Regions from separate parts of the Homo sapiens genome. Here region 2 is linked to region 1. The links are chromatin contacts, found by Hi-C or POLR2A ChIA-PET in ENCODE. All regions are on one chromosome and are shown on one strand. Each heading gives the region's core, a stretch centred on a gene start or an enhancer-like site at or near the end of the contact. The rest is flanking DNA. Distances are from core to core; before and after follow the strand shown. Region 1 overlaps IGF1R (insulin like growth factor 1 receptor). Region 2 overlaps IGF1R (insulin like growth factor 1 receptor).

What was found. Hi-C counts contacts between places; a loop is a spot of excess contacts on that map. ChIA-PET counts read pairs that join two places held with the same protein, here RNA polymerase II (POLR2A). Pooled maps may share reads with other maps.
Region 2: a map of Caco-2 shows a loop between it and region 1 (6-fold over the local background). The contact joins two enhancer-like sites. A Hi-C loop is called at or near these places in 22 of 168 maps with a recorded cell type or tissue (CD4-positive, alpha-beta memory T cell, Caco-2, Calu3 and 17 more), 4 of 37 single-sample maps with no recorded cell type and 25 of 50 pooled maps. POLR2A ChIA-PET finds 5 or more read pairs at or near these places in 11 of 52 experiments (A549, AG04449, AG04450 and 8 more).

The regions. Positions count from the first base shown.
Region 1 is chr15:98,857,462-98,860,161 of GRCh38, forward strand. The region is part of intron 2 of IGF1R (insulin like growth factor 1 receptor); the gene reads left to right. Among named protein-coding and RNA genes, the nearest start is that of MIR4714, 74 kb to the left of the region's middle. Within about 2 kb of position 1,355, at least 4 of the 41 ENCODE cell types and tissues checked have a DNase peak (open chromatin) inside an H3K27ac peak, as active enhancers do.
Region 2 is chr15:98,895,026-98,897,725 of GRCh38, forward strand. It overlaps IGF1R (insulin like growth factor 1 receptor), which reads left to right. Exons shown (of 21, transcript NM_000875.5): 4 at 1,732-1,880. Among named protein-coding and RNA genes, the nearest start is that of PGPEP1L, 110 kb to the right of the region's middle. RefSeq lists an enhancer at 1,282-2,481. Within about 2 kb of position 1,431, at least 6 of the 41 ENCODE cell types and tissues checked have a DNase peak (open chromatin) inside an H3K27ac peak, as active enhancers do.

The DNA of each region.
Region 1 (2,700 bases), core at 105-2,604:
ACCCACCTCGGCTTTCCAAAGTGCTGGGATTACAGGCGTGAGCCACCACGCCCAGCCTACGTCTTTAAAAATAAATGTAAATACCCAAGGCTCACAGTTCCGTTCTTCCATCTAGTCTAGCACCGTCCAGTGGAAGTTTCCACCATGATGGACTGTTCTGTGGATGCCCTGTCCAGTACAGGAGCCGCTAGCCACATGTGGCTATGGAGCACTTGAAATGTGGCTAGTGCTACGGAGGAACTGGATTTTGGATTTTTTTAAAGTTTTAATTTAAATTTGAATAGCTACATGTGGCTAATGGCTACTGGACATCACAGATCTAACACAGGATTAACTGACAAAATTCTTTCCTCTTAAAAATATGTGTTTATTTTGATAAGGATAACTGAGACCTGTACATTCCATTTTTCCTGTCATATTTAGGGCTCATAAAGGGGGTGGTATGCACGTTTTAAAAAATGCAACACAACCAGTTAAACCAGCTGTCTAATTGTACACATTTCCTGGAGCTGTTGGTGTTGATTATTAGCAAATACTAAGTACTTGTAATGACCTAAGAACTATAAGACAAGCAAGTCGTCTTCTGTAACTGAGTATCAGCGGATTCAAGCGTTAAGGAAAATGATTAAGAGAAAACAACCAAAAAAGTCTTAATGGTTCTGTCAATCAAGTGGCTATCAATTCATGGCTATTCAAAAGCTTTTGTGGCTATGAAAATAAACTAGATTGAAAAAATTCTAAAACAAAATTGAAACACTCATTTGAGTTTAAAATTTTAGTTGAGTTGATTTTTATTTCTTGTTTTGGTTCATTTGTAGTTTCCCCCCGCTTCGTTGTTTCCTCAGATATGGAGAATAAAGCCTGGCTGGTCAGTTTCAGTTTTTATTTAAATTCATTTTGTCTTCATTCCTTTTAATCTAGCACAGTCCTGTGATGTATTGGGATCACAGTGCTCTGGGGAAACATTGAAATATAAAAACATTTTCCTGAAAACATTTCCAGTTATATTTAATTTTCCTCCTTGAATAGAAAAATATTTCCAACTTAATCCTCCCTCTCCCCTCTTGAAATGAATTGCATGCTTTGGAAATAACATCAATCCACCCAAGTACACAAGGACAATCTCAGCCATTTAATCGAGATATAAAGGCTTAGAGAACTCTGGGCTTCGGAGGCACAGACTCCACCTTTCAGGATGCTAATAAACGTGGACGAGGTCTCGCCTGGGCTTCCTCCTCCATTGTTCAGCGCAGCAAACCAGCACAGCACTCCGTGGCCAGGGTTTGCGGGGAGAAATCTCTCACTCTGTTTTAGTAGCATCATCATCCTTATCAGCACCCTGCTTTTATTTTTGAACAGCCAAACTTCCTCTTTCCAAACTTCGTGTGACATCTGGGACCAGCTATGTTTGAAGGAGTCTGAACATGCCACATAGTGGCTCACGCTTTTAAGGGAGGAAGGCCAGTAAGCCTCCTCAATGGCAGAATTCTACTTTCAGTCTACCCTTTGGTTCTGTTGTGGTTGTTCCTTAGAACTTTATTCTGCTCATTAGGAAGCCCAGCCTCCGGGGAGGGTTTAGCTTCTCATCTAAGCAAGAAGTAAAATGTCATAATGGAGGAAAAAAAAAAAAAAGTCCAAACTTTTTTTGGACTTTTAGAAACACATCCAGTTTGAGCTCCACTGAGCTATCATTGCAGTTACAAAGCCCATGTATATTGAGATCGGTGTAAAAATTCAGCATGTCCACCTGCATAATTATGACCAGTGTATTGAAAGCACATTTCATTTAGTTTTGCAACAGCCGATGAGGTAGATTCTACCAACATTGTTTTACGGAAGAACAAATGGAAGCCTGGAAAAATAAATTGTCTACCTCACACACTTCGCAGGTGGTAAACACAGGATTTGAACTAAGACATACTTGATTTTAAAGTGTTTGCTTTTCCTTTGCACTACTGCATCTGCGATGTTTGCACTCAGACACTCTAGAATATTTGGTGTTGCATGTTTTTGCCCCAAGAAAGAACCCATTAAAATGAAACTTTCCAGTTCGTAAGCTTTGCCCTCAAGAAGGGAAAGAACTTCTTGCAAGGTTTCTGAAACAAAAAGAAAATGAAAAGTAACTTTACTGTATCTGGGTTTTCTGATTAAATTACGGTTTTTGCAAGCTTGTGCATTTCTCAGTGTCCAGATAGCCAGGATTTTTCCTTTTAATAAATATCACTTTAAAAAACAAACACACACATTCTTAAATGCATGATTAACTGTATAGATTGATTTAGTTATAAGATGTCCTAGCCTAAATATAAGAAGGTGTATGTGTTAGAATTAATTTCTTCAATAAAGAGAAAGAAATTCAGGAATTGTGGTTCTGTTGGTCTTCTGTACTGTATATTTTTGTGCAGCCAAAGCAGCATGCCTTGCTTCTTGGTTTCATGACCACATGGGTAGTTTCTTGAAGTTTTTTCTTTTGAGATGGAGTCTTGCTCTGTCACCCAGGCTGGAGTGCAGTGACGCGATCTCGGCTCACTGCAACCTTCACCTCCCGGGTTCAAGCAATTCTCCTGCCTCAGCCTCCCGAGTAGCTGGAATTACAGGCATGTGCCACCATACCTGGCTAATTTTTGTATTTTTAGTAGAGACGGGGTTTCGCCATGTTGGCCAGGCTGGAGTTTCTTGAAGTATTGACTGATCCTTGAC
Region 2 (2,700 bases), core at 181-2,680, 38 kb after region 1:
AAAAAAAAAAGACAGATTGTAGACATGGAAAACAGATTAGTGGTTGCCAGGTGTTAGGGACATTGGGGACTAGGTTGGGCAGGGCAGTGAGTATGAACAGGTGGCATTAGGGAGAGCTTGGTGGTGACGGAACAGTTCTGTATCTTGATTGTAGTTGTGATTACACAAATCTACACAAGTGATCAGTGACACAGCACCACACACACACACACACACACACACACACACACACACACACACACAGAGTTAATTTCCAGGTTTGATACTTATATCATGTAAGATGTAGTAAACATTGGAGGAAGTTGGATGAAGGCTATGTGGGATCTCTCTGTAACTTTCTCGTAAATCTTTGCAGCTTTTTGTGACTCTATAATTATTTTAAAATAAAATTTTTTTTTTTAAATGGAAAGTTTATAGGGTATGTAGATAAATTAGAAACAACAGAAGGCCAAGTAAAAAAGTGCTGAAGGAAGCCTCTACCCAGGCTGGAAATGAGAATGTTGAATGCAATGGTAGAGGAAGGACTCTCCCCATCTGTGGGTGGGTCCAGTTCCTGTAGGACCCTTGGGGAAGCCATGACCCCCATTCTCCCAAACACACAATAGGAAAATACCAGAGAAGTTTTGTTTACCTGTTAGCTTTTAAACAAAACAGAACCCTGCATCTTTGTCTTAGATACAAAATAACCTTCATGGGTAGGGGGAAGGGACATTAATAAAAAGAGCTATAATTTACATTGTTTTTCTTGAATGTTTTTACTTCACGAAATTTGAGAGATGATTTAAGAACAATAATGTACATATAATGGCTCCCCAGCTTACCATCCTATTACACACACATCGCATAAGTTCGTATTATTTGTCTTGTTTGGAAATCAGTCCAACTTTCTGACCCTTGTTCTATATATAACTATAGATCCCAAAGGTTCAGCTGCTGGGCTAGCATTTTGTCTGCTATTTCCTAAATAATGGTAGGTAAGCAGGAAAAGTGCCAGTCTTACTTGTCCCTGACTCTTGGTGGTTCGTGGCATGTTCAGGATAGTATTTGAAACAAGAGCTCATTACAAAGTAATGGAAACCCCTTGCTTTTATTGTGTATGCAGCAAAAGCAACATTTGGATCAATTTACAAGTTTCTGCAAAACACCGTCAAGAAATAATTTCGGTTGTGCTTTAGCAAGAAAATAATGGATCTGTGCTATACCACATGCCTTTTGGTATCCCTCACTGGGCTTTGCCAAAACACTGACTGCAGGAGCTAGACTACTGTTAGGCAGAGACACTGCACTCCCTTTGCTGTCCCTGCCTTCTCTCCTAGCGACTCCTCCAGGTACACAGGCCAGGGTCACAGTATCAGAAAGCAGCTCTGTTTTCCTCCAGAACCCCCCAAGCTTCCTTTCTGCAGCACTGTCTCTCCCACATGGAACCAGCTGGCTCACCAGTCAACAGCCTATGACACACAAATGCCTTGAGGATGCAGCATGTATTTTGTCTGGAAGCAAGCAACACGCTCTTCCTTTGTAGGCTGTTTCTCCTTTTGCTTGCAATGTGAGTGGCTTATCTTGGGTGGGCTTGGGGGTGAGATACCATGTGACCACATGAACACTTCAAAACAGTTGCTTTTTCTAATGCATGCTGTAATAACAATGAAAAGCATATCCTTATGGTTTTTTTAATGCAAGAAGACAGACTCAATTATGTGTGTTTTTGATTTTTTTTTTCTTCTTCAACAGCATGTACTGCATCCCTTGTGAAGGTCCTTGCCCGAAGGTCTGTGAGGAAGAAAAGAAAACAAAGACCATTGATTCTGTTACTTCTGCTCAGATGCTCCAAGGATGCACCATCTTCAAGGGCAATTTGCTCATTAACATCCGACGGGGGAGTAAGTATTCCATCCCCCTGGAAAAACGGCTAGATCTCATGGTTTTCTTTTGTTGATGCTTTTCATGCTCCCGTCCCTGAGTCACCACTAAAATATGGGCTTAGATAAACAACATGGTGTGTAAGCCTCACGCATGACGTCTCTTCTTTGAGTTTCCCTGAAAGATAAAGAACAGATTGAAAGGCAATCTGTCTTTTAGCCATTGGCACGTCATTTATTCCTGTAAAGAGGGTCATCGCTCATCTTTTTGTTAGTCACATCTTGCATAGGAGAGGCAAGCCCTGACACATACAAACCCCAGAAGAGACCATTGGATCAGACGTGTGACTCAGCAGACTCCAGCTGTAGCCAAATCCACACATCTTTCAAGTCTAAAGAGTTTTGGTTACTTGAATTTACTGAGAAGACTGAGCAAAGGGAAGTTTAGTGATATCACGTTAAAATTTTATGAAGTCCAAAAGAATGCTAGATTTCCAAATTTACTTGTGAGAGACAAAAGGATACAAGTGTGTGTCATTGTGTACATAAAGTTTCGGTCTCACCCCTGTACAATGACCTTTATTTGCAATAGATGGCATTCCTGGTAAGTTGCTTCTGAGTTGGATTTGTGCAAAGGATTTCCCACTGACTTAGCCTATGATCTCTTCACTTCTTTGGTTTTTTGTGTGTTTGTTTTTTGGTTTTGTTTTGAGACAGGGTCTCACTGTATCACCCAGGCTGGAGTGCAATGGCATAATCATAGCTCACTGTAACCTGGAACTCCTAGTCTCAAACAATCCTTCTGCTCAGCCTCCCACGTTGCTGGGACCACAGGCACACA